Regions from separate parts of the Homo sapiens genome. Here region 2 is linked to region 1. Evidence: chromatin contacts called from ENCODE Hi-C or POLR2A ChIA-PET data. All regions are on one chromosome and are shown on one strand. Each heading gives the region's core, a stretch centred on a gene start or an enhancer-like site at or near the end of the contact. The rest is flanking DNA. Distances are from core to core; before and after follow the strand shown.

Region 1 (6,591 bases), core at 2,654-5,153:
TTTCATTAATTGTTCCTCAGGCCTCTGGCCTATAAATTTGGATAGACAGACTGGGTTGGGTTCCAAGAACCTGTGTCATGAGCAAGCATTCAACAATTCTGGTATTTAGGCATTTTAAGCCACACGGAGCCATCCAAGGGTCCTTCCAACTCCAGGAGTCAGTTATTGTCTCCATCTTTCTGGATGGCCTTCTTGCAGAAATGTTATTCTGAAGCTGAAGTCATGAGTGAAGACTTGAATTATGTCCCAGGAATTAGCACTGTGACACTTACCCATTTTCCCTGACACCATCACAGATCCTTCAAACTGTATGAGACATTGGGAATCATCTATTCCAAATTCCTAATAAGAACCCAGAGGGACACACCCAAAGTCACACAGTTATTGAATGGCAAAGCCAGACCTAGGATCCAGGCACCTCAGCCCCTGATCCAACACTACTCTCCTAGCCCCTGTTACCTCCTCATGCCTCAGTCTTTGCATCTGTGAAGTGGGGGCAAGAGTCTCTTCTTACCTTCCTTTGAGGAGTCTTCTGAAAATGGATGAGGCAATGTCTGCAGGGCTTATGAGCAACTCAGATGAAAGGCACCATAATAAGTACAAAGTACTTATTTTTCACATCATACTTTAAAGCTCTGTAAATGTTGAAAGGATCTTTTTATATAAACAAGCAGAAACAACAGTAAAAAAAAAATAAGTAGCCCCTTTATCTCACTTTTTATATCCCCAGACTCCCTTTCCCCATTAATTTTGGTTGGCGTTGCATGAACAGCATGTTCGCCTGGTTGGGAACAGGAGGAATCGGGGCTCGTGTGGATGACAAAGCACAGTTCTACCTCACCTCCTCCTGCATTACTTTCCCATACCACTCTGTACTTTGCCTTCATAACACTAATTTCAGCTTGTGCTAAAATCCTTATCTTCACAAGCATTTGCTTAATGCCCATCTACCCTGCTAGACCATAAGCAGCATGAGGCCAGGCACAATACATTTCATGTCCCCAGATCCTAAGACAGTATATTCCCCAGGGATTTTTTAATAAATGAAGGCATGACTCTGTGAATTATTGGGGCCAGTCAAAGTCCAAGGCTCATCCCTGAGTGAGGCCATCAGGGATGAGCCTCCTGTGGCCAGGAGCGGTGGCTGACGCCTGTAATCCCAGCACTTTGGGAGGCCGAGGCTGGCAGATCACTTGAGGTCAGGAGTTCAAGACCAGCCTGGCCAACATGGTGAAACCCCGTCTCTACTAAAAATACAAAAATTAGATGGGTGTGGCAGCAGGCACCTGTAATCCTAGCTACTCAGAAGGCTGAGGCAGGAGAATTGCTGGAACCCAGGAGGCGGAGGTTGCGGTGAGCCAAGATCGCGCCAGTGCACTCCAGCCTGGGCAACAGAGTGAGATTCCGTCAAAAAAAAAAAAAAAAATTGGTGTGTGTGATGCTGGCTTTGACTTCAGTCACTGGGGTGTATGGGAGGTAGGTATGGGACTGGAGCAGTCAGCATTTTAGTTGACTTGACTAAATTATAAGTGTAGATAAGACAGTTCCCTTTGCAGCTGAGAGCCCGTTATGGGATAGTATGCATTACCTCATTCATTATGGCCAAAACTCTGAGAAGCAGGTGTGCTTGGCCCCATTTTGCATAATCCCAGCCTCAGCGAGGTTGAGTAACTAGTACAAGATCACACAGCTAAGGTTTTAACCAGGTGGTTATGTTTCTTTCTGTAACGTCACACAATCTTCCTGTAATATGAACTTGGGTCTATTTCCCTATACCGTTCTCCTTGATCATAAATAAGTCGGCTGCATGAAAGACAAAATGGTCCAGTGTTTGCAGAAGGATACGGTCAAAATACTTAACAGCTCACATGCCACAGCCTCAGCAGTAGGGACAAATGCTGATTATAAAACCCCTAGTTCATTCCACTGAGATTCCAGATAACATACAGGACCTCCATGCACTTTGAATTTCAGATGAACAACAAATAATTATTTTAGTATAAGCAATACAAAGAACATACTTATACCAAAAGAAAGTTTATGCGTTGGGTTGGAAGGCCTGAGCTTCTGATCTGACATCAGACACGTCAGAACAGCACCACTGGGAACAGGTCACTCAAACTTGCTAAGTCTCGGGGGTTGATTTCTGGTGAAAATGTAAGAGCTTAACCGGGCAATGCTGACTTAGAATCAGTGCTTAAAAATGATTTGTTTTCTGCCTGGCGCGGTGGCTCACGCCTGGAATCCCAGCACTTTGGGAGGCCAAGGCAGGCAGATCATGAGGTCAGGAGATCAAAACCATCCTGGCTAATATGGTGAAACCCCATCTCTACTAAAAAATACAAAAAAATTAGTTGGGTGTGGTGGTGGGCGCTGTAGTCCCAGCTACTTGGGAGGCTGAGGCAGGAGAATGGCGTGAACCTGGTAGGCGGAGTTTGCAGTGAGCCGAGATCGCACCACTGCACTCCAGCCTGGGTGACAGAGTGAGACTCCATTTCAAAAAAAAAAAAAAAAAAAAAGATTTGTTTTCTTTTCAAAGCCTGAACAGTTGTGGTTGGGGCAAGAATCTCAACTCTAGTCTAATCTATGTCCTGCATCCTATTGTGATTTCTGTGCAGGCTGTTATGACATAATTTTTATGATTAATGAATTTATATCCCTAGCAAATTCCCTACCCTTTTAGCTGAAGGGCAAAACAATGCAAGTTTGAAAAACTGTTAAGATAAAACAGCAGCATTACTAACATATACATTTATGTTAAAACACATCAGCACTGATCCATCATCATAATATATTAGTATACTATGTATAATATCATATTCATCATTTAATAGTGAATGCATATTAAAGCCATCCAAATGCCCAAAATGAGTTTTCCCTAGATTGTGGGCCTAATGGCTAATTTTTCTTTTCTTCACACATATCTACATTCTAACTTTTCTGTAGTGAGCATGTGTGGCTTTAATAATTTTAAAAAAGAGAGAAAGAAATTACTTTTATACTTTAGTCACCAACTAAGAACTTGACAGTCTATGAGGTCAGAAAGGCAGACGTGAAGGGCAATAAGGCTAAGCAACAAAGCTTCTTCCAGAGGAGCAGATATATTTATGGAAAAATGCAGCAATTCAACTCAGAGTGAAAATGCAACGACCATCACTAGAGAGTGGAAATAATCAGTCAACGAACCCAGGTTTTGTCTACATGACATAAATAACTCTTGGGGGTGGGTTGCTTTTTTTTTTTTTTTCCGTTCCATTGGCCAATTTAGGCATACTGTGAACAGAGAATTTGATTAAGCTCCAATGTAGTGTAAGGTATGGCTTAAAATTTGTTGTTAATATCCTTGAACCCTCACCTGTCCATAGCACCCACAGGAGCAAAAAGCACCACCTTCATTACTGCCCACATCCTTCCCAACTGCACTCTGTGTTCGTGGATCTGACCTAATGGGTGAAACACTGGGGTGTTTTCTCTATTAGAGCAATGTCATGAGGCAAGGGTGTGCTGTCTGCCCCTTGAGAACATTTGTTTGTAAAGGGGTTAGAGTTTTTAATATATATGCAAAGAATGATAATGAAATGTGTCTGGCCTGAACATAATCAAGCAAGATTCCATCGAGTTTCAACAATCCAGCGCGCCAGGGTTGAAGACATTTTTACCGTAACTCGTATTTTCAGCCCTGTGAAGTTGCCGCCCACACAGGAAATGACTTGGAACAGGTGGTCCTCAGAGCTTGCTGGTCTTGTCTGGCTCCGTGGGTAATGCTTGTGGGCTCCTGAGTCACTGAATAATTATGAGCCTGAACAAAAGGCTCTCAGATAAGCCCTCAGTCAAGACACAGGGAAAGGCAAGGTGCAGAAGATGACTGTCTGAGCGTGCTAACTGTTCAGAGCGAGTTGATGAATGAGGCTCTGGAGGAAACAATGCCTCCTTGGTTTTGCTCTTCTTGGCTCCCCTGGCACCTGGTGGCAGAAGGACGAGAAAGCACAGGTGAGGGGAGTGTCGTTGCACACCTTGGCTTTTAATGAACTTAAATGCATTAGAAAACACCCTACTTAGAAACAGTCCTCCCAGAGACAATGAGCTCTTATTTCTGCACTGTGTGCCCAGTGCTGTGCATGTAGAGGCTGTATCTCTTCTCATCCTTTCCCAGGATGGGAAGTGGTGATATAATCTTTCCCATTTCACAGAGGAAGGAACTGAGGCGCAGGAGCTCACATACTTAGCTTTATCTTTCATGAGGGGAAATGGATGGGGTTATGGGCTCAATTATGTCCTCCTATACACACACACACACACACACACACACACACACATCTGTGTATGTGTATAGAAGTCCTAACCCCCAGTTTCATGGAAAGTATCCTTATTTGGAAATAGGGCCATTGCAGGTGTAATGAGTTAAGATGAAGTCACATTGGAGTAAGGTGGGTCTCTAATCCAATGTGATAGTTGTCCTTATTTAAAAAAACAAAATGCCTTGTGCAGACAGGGAGAGGGCCATGTGCAGACAGAGAATTCGAATAATACATCTACAAGTCAAGGAGTGCCCAGTACTGCTACTGGCAACCACCAGAAGCTATGAGAGAGATGAGGAAGAAGCCTCTTTTACAGTTTTCAGAGGGAGCATGGCCCTCCGACACCTTGATTTCTGACTTCTAGCCTCCAGAACTGTGAGACAATAAATTTCTGTTATTTTAAGTCACCCAATTTGTGGTACTTTGTTATGGCAGCTCCAGAAAACTAATAGAGATGAGAACTCACATGTATTGGGGGCCTGGTATGTCAATGTTAATAGAACCTAAAATAAATAAATAAATAAATAAATAAATAAACAAACAAACTTCATCAGCTACAAGTAAGAAGGAATTACTAACGTGAGTATGTGATTCAAATGAAAATAATGTGAGTGGATAATGTATGGCCGAGAGGGTATAAGAGTTAGTGGTTCTGTTAAAAAGCACAGAAATGAGAAAGAAAGGGGTCCGTGTGCAAATTCTAGAATACACCTCTTGATGGGGGTGAATTAGACCCTACTTTAGGGGAAAAAAAAATACAGGTGAACTCCTGCCACCTCTATCCAACTGCAAAGTTAGAGCCACAGTGTCTACAAAACCACCTTCACTTCTGACATCAATTTCAAGTTCAGGGGGCTCTCAAAAACACACTCAGTGTCAATAAGTCACTAGAAGGAGCACAGGACTCACTAAAGCTATTCACTGGTGATTGCAGTTTATTACCGGGAAGAATGCAGCTAACATCAGCTAAGGAAAGAAGCACATAGAGCGGAACCCAGAGAGTACCAAAGGCAGGGCTTCCATCGTCCTCTCCCTGTGAATAACAACAGCATCACTTTTCCAGCATGCTGTGCAACAACACACCACGCAGGGAAACCCACCCGAGCCTTTGCATCCAGGGGCTCCGCTGGGGTCTTATCACCACCTAGGCATGGCTGGCTGCCCAGGTAACTGGGCTCAGTTCCCAGCCCCTCAGACCAAGCTGAGACCACATGACCTAAAGCCCCCATCTTCACTAAGGCTTGTTGATGTGACCCAAGGCCCCACCCAAAATCACCTTGTCACTATCTGGCTGGTCCAAGGCCTGCAGGCAAACAAAGCCACTCCTATCAGACATGACATTCCAAAGGCACAGATCACTTCCCAGAAGCTGAGAGCAAAAGGCCAGGCCTTTCTCTGAGCATATTTAGATTCTTTACTTCACCTTAGGTTACATACAGTCCTCTGTTTTTCCATCTGACCCAACCCTGATAAACAGCTCCACAACCCCAACTCTGGGAGCAACCTTTCCTCCCGGTAGAGGCTTGGAATGAGAAGGGATATCTCTCTCACCTTCCCACAGGCTCCCTTGTGTGTCTAGAGCAAAGTCTTCTCCAAGCCTCTCACAGGAAGGAGTCTTTGTGCAGCTGGGTCTTCCAATGTCCAGTTTGCCTGTGCTCACCAGGCTGGCTGTGTCTAGGAACAATAAGAGGCTCAGCCCAGGAAAAGCAAGAAAAACCTAGTTTTGCTTTGGTCAGCAGGGATGGATATGGGACAGTAGAGATGAGGGTCTTTGAAAAGGTGAGAAGACAGCACCCTGGCAGCAGCAGGACCCCAGGATGAAGGCCAGAGCCACTGAGCCAGCAGCTATCCCTGTACCAGAGACGCTGATGGATGAGGGTCCTCCCACAGCCCAAGTGGGGGTGGGGGAGGTACTTCTCTTCCTTGTGATTCTGTTTTTTATGCCAAAATACGGTGCGTGTGACCCTTTTCAGAAGCTGCCTTCCATAACCAAATTAACCAAAAGGAGCAGCAGATAACATTTATGTATTCTTCCTCCTGATTCTAGAATCAGTGACTGTTCCCTTTTCTGAAAGTTCAGAGTGTTTTTGGAAAGCAGCTGCTTCTCTTCTGCCCATAAGAGCATTCATGCATCTGTCTAATTTCTTACATTTTACCACCAAACAGTATAAGTTATTTCCACATTTTCATGCAGCATGCAAAACCATTTAAAATATTTTTACAATGCAGACAAAAATTAGTGTGAGGGAACAAGTTGCCTGAGCAATACTCTGTCCCAGCTGCTGCGTGAAAA
Region 2 (6,970 bases), core at 4,086-6,585, 170 kb after region 1:
AGACATGAATTTGGGAGTCACTAATGTAAAAATAATAGATTAATGATCTCACCCAGAGCAAGATGTTGAGGGAGAAAAGTCAAAGGGAGCATCAGGCTCTCTCCAACCCGTGGGTCCAGTTGCATGCAACTGGACAATGGGATTATTATAAAAGAAGATGCCTGCCAAATGATGCCTGCTGTATGGAAGGCTGCACACCACCAATCTCATTCTTTGTAGAGTTAATCAATGCAAAGTCCCAAACCACTTGGTCATTTAAGTAGAAAGTCTTGTCTCTCTAAACCTAACATTTCAACACCTTGCTTATACAGAAGATCAATCAAGAGAAATGTTTTATTTTATGATAAGATTCACAACAGAATTCTATCAAATAGCAAATGTCTTTAGTGATGGTAACATATGATTCATTTGACAAAGCACAAAGCAAAAATTGCATTTATCCATACTTTTTAGGAACAGGAGTTTGCTTTTGGTTATTTTCATTTGTTTGCTGTATAGGGCAATGTATATTGTACATTTCTTTGAGTAGATAATGAGCAAGTGGACACATGAGGCCAGAGATATAAATAATTTTTACTTCCAGAGGTTATTTGTCATGGAACCTAGTAAAACTTCTATTTATTTAATTACCATAGAATTGGAAAATGTTTTGCCATAGAATATTGATATGAAGGCAGAAACCAAATGGACATTTCCCTAGATGAAAAGTATGAATTCAAGGCCCCCAGTGGTCAATGTTGGGCTCCTTAGTTCAATATTTTAGGAGTCATCTGAAAGTCAGAGCAGGACAGGCAGTGAAATTTCCAGTTTTTCTGGTAAAAATGAGCTTATCCAGGTGCCATATAAATGGAATGAACTACAGAAAGATTTGGGTAGTGGATATAAAAATGCCATGTAAACTTGAAAGTTGGCCTGTTAATGTGTTCAGGAGAAAGTGTTCTAAACTATATTTTTAAAATTATGGTCTCTAAGAGATCAGTTATAACCCTGCAAAGGGTCATTAAAATCATGCCTGAGATCATTCCTCAGTGAAGACATCAGTGCAATCCACTGCTTCATCAGGGTAGGCCACAGAAATCCTTTATTAGGCACTGGTGAACCACACAACATGTTGTTATGCTTGTTCTGTAAAATATGTGGTGCTTGAGGTTTGATTGTTGCAATTCATGGGCTCCAAAGAAGCCTTTCTGTCCCCTCTGAGCTGCCGGAGTTTACCTCCCTATCTCTTGCCCTCACATGGGAACCTGTGCCCTACCTTCTGGTGTAGTTAGGCCTGTATTCCCTCCTTCACTTCAGTGAAGGCTAGATATGCACCTTTCCTTCTTTGACAAAGACTTTGTTCATAGTATGTACGCCATACATAATAAATGATGGAAGGGTGGGTGGATAAGATAGATGGTGGTTGGATGGATGGATGGATGGATGGATGGATGGATGGATGGATGGCTGATAAAAATTTTAAATGTATCTGGAAGGTGATAAAAATGATCCAGATAGTAAAGTACCTTCTTAAGATAAAGCAAAAGAATTATCATTCTTTAGAGTGATTATAAGGAAGAATTAATATTAACAAAATTCTCAATGTTTGGCCTTTCCCAGGATTCTCCTTATCAATCTATTATTTAGAAATCAATTAAGGGAAGTTAAGAAATTTTAAGTTACATGCTATATCTTTTAAGATCAGAGTCTTCATTGGCAGCTACTGTGTGTCCTCATAAAATCTTCTTTGATAAAAAAGAACTGATCTAACACTGTATTTCTTCATAGCTCTAGGAGCCTAATACTAATAAGTCAATTCAAACTGTAGATAAGCACAGCATAGTATACATAATCCCAGGCATTTTGGACACATTCTTCGACCTCCCTGAGCCTCAGTTTCCTCATGGACACAGCTGAAATAAATGTATAATACCTACATAAACTATATACCAACATAACCTTATAAGTTTATGAGGATCAAATGGGCGATAGATATAAAACCCTTAGTTTACAAACAGCTAGTAAGTAGTTGAGCCATTACTGCAATCCAAACTTATCTAGCTCTGGAGACCTTTTTTTTTCTTTTAATTTTGAAATAATTTGAACGTACAGGAAAGTTGCGAGAGTAATACAAAGAATGGCTGTATACTCTTCACCCAGATTGACCAACTGTTAACCTCTTGCTACATAAGGCCATGGTTTTCATCAGTGTGCAGTGGGTCCATCATAGTCCATACAAGAACACAACCATGGTGCCTGCCTCACAAGGTTAGTGTGGGGATTAAATGAGTTTGCAGATGTAAAGAATAATATGCACACATTAAGAGTGCACCAAAGTGGAACACGACCTCTGACCAACGTAGGAGCCCAGTGAGGTAAAATGTAAAGGGTGAAGGGAAGTGGAGGGCTGAAAAAACACTGAAGGATTTTTCTGAAGGCTGAAGGTGACTTTTGAGGGCAAAGGCCAATCTTAAAACCCCAGCCATCCAGGATCAGAATAAAACAGCAGTGCCCCTGTTCTTCTGCCACATCTGTCTTCTCCCAGGAAAAGGGCTGAATTTGAACAATCTGCAAAGCATATGAACTGATTTAATTTGGAAAAGTAAGTGCTGCTATTGCCAACCTGATTTCGCCACCCTTAATGGTGTTGGAGTCATCTGTGGTGCTTCCAAAACTAACTGCTGTGATGAGTAGAATATCTCTCCACCACGTCTCCTGACATACCCCCAGCCTTGAAGTGAAAGGTTCCTTTTCCTGATGTTGCCATGATTCTGGGAAGTGAAAAGAGACCTTTCTAAAGCATCTATTTCATTTAGCTGCACAAAGTCTTATCTGAAGGCATGAAAAAGTGTTAAATACCGTAGCCCACATAAATTATCTCAATGCATAACAAGTGTGTTCATAAAGTAATTATCTCTGGAGGCAAGCCATAGCTTGGAGAAGGAAGACATGAACGTCTGCCATCCAGCCCTTCACATCTATGGAGGCTGCACATGGTCACTGCAAGAAATGTCAAAATCCCCAGAACAGATATGATCCATACCTTGTAAAATGTTCTGTATCCCACATAAAACAATCCTCAAGATGATCAATTTTGCAAAGTAAGCGTGACACCAGTCTTTTGTCTTTCTTTCAGTTCTCATTCCACTTTTGACTTATTTGTGGAAAGTTATAATTAGATTCTGCCTGGCCTTTGTTTTTTTTTTGCTTTAACTGATAAAGCGCTGTAAATCCTGGACATCACCCACGAGTGCAGTCATTTATGAATTTTGCTGTTTTTTTTTTATGCATTGCACCATATGCAGACCCAGCTAAGAGGCATGGGTCCGTGTTCCTGGCATGCAGGAGAGTCACTGAGAGATATCATATGGTCTCCTGGCAGAAGTACAAAGTGCCTCTCGCTGTTTGATCTACTGTCTTAAACTTAAATGCAAAATCTGATAATTGGGTCAGGCAGAAGAAACTGAGCAATAAAGTTCTTTTCATTTCCTTTTGCTATTTCTCCACGTTTCATCTTTTCTTCCTTTCTTGTCCTCTCTTTCTCCCATCCCCATTTTCTGTGTTTTTTTTTTCTCTGTTGGCCCCTGCAGGAGACAGCCTGCCCTGTGAGTAGAATGGATTAGAAGAGATGGGTTTGTGGCTAGACAACCTGTCAGAGGGTCCCCAGTCACCTCCACCTGCTCCCTGCTCTATGCGCATTTTTGCTCCATTAGCAACCACACTGGGTAACCATCTTCAGCTTGCAAACACCAAAGTCGTGGCAGGTTTACATGTTGAGAAATATTACTGCCTTTTCAGACAGGGTTGTGTTTGATGTAAAAGGAATTCATCGTAGTCGCCCCGGTTTGGGCCATTAAGCAGACAGAGGCCTGTACTTCAAAGGGCGCAAGAGATAAATGAAAACTGAACTTCCTCTTCACACTGAAGGAGACCTGTAATAGGAAAAGCCTGACTTATACCTTTCTGCTCAACAGTTTCTAAATGGGGAGGCAGAACTCTTCCTTCTTGATTTCATCACTCCAAGAACTATTGCAGAATTGCCGGCGGGGTTACTGAATTGTTTTAGCTACATGTAGAACCACGTAGGTCTCCTAAAATACATGAATTTGGCACTCGCTGCAGAGTTCAGAAAAGTTCAGAAATGACAACACTTTCTGTTAGCATCATTCTTTCAAATCACAAAGGGCAGTTACCCTCAGGTGAATCATAGAAGTTTTCCACAGATCAGACCACCTGCTCACAGTAGTAGATGCTGCATGGATACCCTCAAGCAGAGTTGGAATGTTCCAGAAACTCCTGGGGTTTGGGGAGGGGGTGCCTGGCAGCCAGGCACACTGGTTGTCCTCATCTACACCCCGTACTGATATTAGTATAGACAATCAGCTGGACTCAGGATAAAGAACATTCTAGAGGGTCTTAGTCTTGAATAAGAAGGCAACAGGGAGGCCACTGAGGAGCGGTAAGGTAGGAAAGGTGTTTGCCTCATGAGGATGTGGAGGATAAGTTTTCCCAATGGTAGCAAAGCCACCCTCTTCCGTGCTGGCTGCCCCACCTGTGGCTCCCCAGGCCACCGCTTTCGGAGGGTCTTGTCCCACATTTGGACTCTTCAGAGGCCACGCCAAAGGACCCTTTCTACCAGGACCTCCATTTCTGAAGCTTCCTAGCATCCTCTCTGATGATCCCATACTGCCTTGCAGCTCTAAGAGACTCTGCGAAGAGACACATTGCTTTGGAGGAATCAGCCCCAGGCCAAAGCAACAAGCAACACCAGAGTCCTGCGGAGAGCTGAGAAGCAACTCGCCCACTCAGACATAGACACACAGATGGACAAACTGGGATGCAGTCCTGGATCTAAACAACTCTGCAACCTGCCTCCTGGGGACATTCACGCCCTTGCCACAGTTGCAGGAAGCTGGATCGGGCGTTTGGGGCTGGTGAGGGAAATACAGCAGCCTGGAAATGTCAATCAGTGTTTTTCTCAGACTTTAAGGCACTGGGAAGTGGGGCCAGGGAGGCGTCCACTGTTTCTCTAGTTGCCTCAGCCACAGCACCTACATTAAGGAGGCTGCAAAACTGGTTTCAATCTGACGTGGAAAAGATGTCTTTCAGCAATTGGTGATTATATGAATTGCCACTCCCTTCGATGGAAGCTGCCTTGGAAATAAAGGCAGTTGCCCTAGTGAGTTCAGTGTGGTTTTGTCAGTCTTCTAGCTGCAGTCTTTCACTCAAACATTTGAGACCCTGCTAGGGAGAGCTCAGAGGATCCCAGTGTTGGGATTAATGAGTCACCCTCACTGTCACAATCACCTCAGGCCTCGTCATTTTATGTAATGTGACTCTGTGTCACTTCTCACCACTATGGGGCTGGAGAATCCTTTTCTCTTTAAAACACTACATTAGACCTTTTCAACTTAACACCAGACTCTTAGACACCCTGTGCATGCCTGCAAAAGGGCTGATTTGAGACAACACTGAGATCCTGTGTTCAGGGCTGGATGGCGAAGTTCAGCCTCCCCCGTGACACTGACGTGGCACAGTTGAGTCTCGGTGGCCTGGTGAGGGGTCCATCCATGATTCCATCAGTCCAGACGAAAGCTCAATGGGAAAACGCTATTCTTCTTTTTTTTTTTTTTTTTTTTTTTTTTTTTTTTTGAGACCGAGTCTCACACTGTCGCCTGGGCTGGAGTGCAATGATGCGATTTTGGCTCACTGCAACCTCCACCTCCCAGTTTCAAGCGATTCTCCTCCCTCAGCCTCCCAAGTAGCTGTGATTACAGGCGCCTGCCACCATGCCTGGCTAATTTTTTGTATTTTTAGTAGAGATAGGGTTTCACTATGTTGGCCAGGCTGGTCTCGATCTCCTGACTTCATGATCCACTCGCCTTGGCCGCCGCGCCCGGCCTGGGAAAATACTATTCTTAAAAACACGTTTGTGAATGTGTTTTCATTACATCCCTAAGATTTTTTTCCACTTACTGAAGAAATTGGATAATTGCATGAATAACCTTTTTATTTTTTAAATATGCCCTTACTCTTAGGACCCCTGCGCTCTCCTTCCTTCACCTCATCTGGCACATTTTCATGAAGAGAACGATTTACAGCCACTGCAGTTCTCTCGTTTGTAGCCTCCATCACCATAAAAAGTGAAAATCGAAAACTCTTGGGTGGAAATTAATGTAGATACAACATTACTACAATTCTTTTATGGCGTATATAACCATAATAGCATTTTCAGTGGGAAAAGCAAAAATAAATAGAAGGGCAAATGATGTTAATTTCCATTTGCAGCAAACGCATAATCAGATCAATTATCTGATCCTTGGGGAAAAAGTAAGTTGTCATTGATTGGTGGGGTGAAGCCTTCTCTGAATGTCCATGACAGAGTGAGATACTTATGGTGTTGTACATTGAAAGCAGTCAATGAGGGGGTGTGGGTTGGGGGCTACCTCACGCCTTCCTCTGGACAGCAGGGCAGTAAACCAAAGCATCTTCTTCTCCCTTCATTGGCCATGTGGCTTTAGGCAAGTGGCTTAACCATTTGGAGCTTGATTTCCACATCTGCTAACTGGGGATAATAAAAGTATCCACCTCATAGCATTGTAAGGTTAAATAAATTGATCCATAGAATGCACTTAAAGTGGCGTGAGGCACTTAGTAAACCCTTGAAAAATGTTTGCTTATCATTTATTATTATTTTAATTATTATTCATGATGCAAGGTAAAGAACAACGTTTGGACTTAGATAATGAAAATCCAAATTTAAGCTCCACTACTTTCTTGCCTTGTGATCTTGGGCAAATTAACCACTCTCAGCCTCAGTTTTCTGATCTGTAAAACAGGGCTCTATCTAATGTATAGAAGTGTGCAGATGAAGTGGGGTAAGAAATGCAAGAGCACTATGTAACTGAATGTGAGACCTCACCAATGTGCCTTTCTCCTGGGGACATCAGAGACCCACAGGAGGGGACTGCTCCATCGAGACCGCCCTGGG

Evidence for each region. A loop is a pair of places that touch in the nucleus more often than their neighbours do. ChIA-PET counts read pairs that join two places held with the same protein, here RNA polymerase II (POLR2A). Pooled maps may share reads with other maps.
Region 2: a loop to region 1 is called in a map of PC-9, with 2.9 times the contacts of the local background. The contact joins two enhancer-like sites. A Hi-C loop is called at or near these places in 1 of 168 maps with a recorded cell type or tissue (PC-9) and 5 of 50 pooled maps. POLR2A ChIA-PET finds 5 or more read pairs at or near these places in 5 of 52 experiments (activated CD4-positive, alpha-beta T cell, activated T-cell and activated naive CD4-positive, alpha-beta T cell).

The regions. Positions count from the first base shown.
Region 1 is chr21:35,136,108-35,142,698 of GRCh38, reverse strand. No RefSeq gene overlaps it. Among named protein-coding and RNA genes, the nearest start is that of RUNX1, 90 kb to the right of the region's middle. Within about 2 kb of position 3,903, at least 5 of the 41 ENCODE cell types and tissues checked have a DNase peak (open chromatin) inside an H3K27ac peak, as active enhancers do; they include PC-9, where a contact is called at or near this core.
Region 2 is chr21:34,965,981-34,972,950 of GRCh38, reverse strand. The region is part of intron 2 of RUNX1 (RUNX family transcription factor 1); the gene reads left to right. Among named protein-coding and RNA genes, the nearest start is that of RUNX1-IT1, 70 kb to the left of the region's middle. Within about 2 kb of position 5,335, at least 5 of the 41 ENCODE cell types and tissues checked have a DNase peak (open chromatin) inside an H3K27ac peak, as active enhancers do; they include PC-9, where a contact is called at or near this core.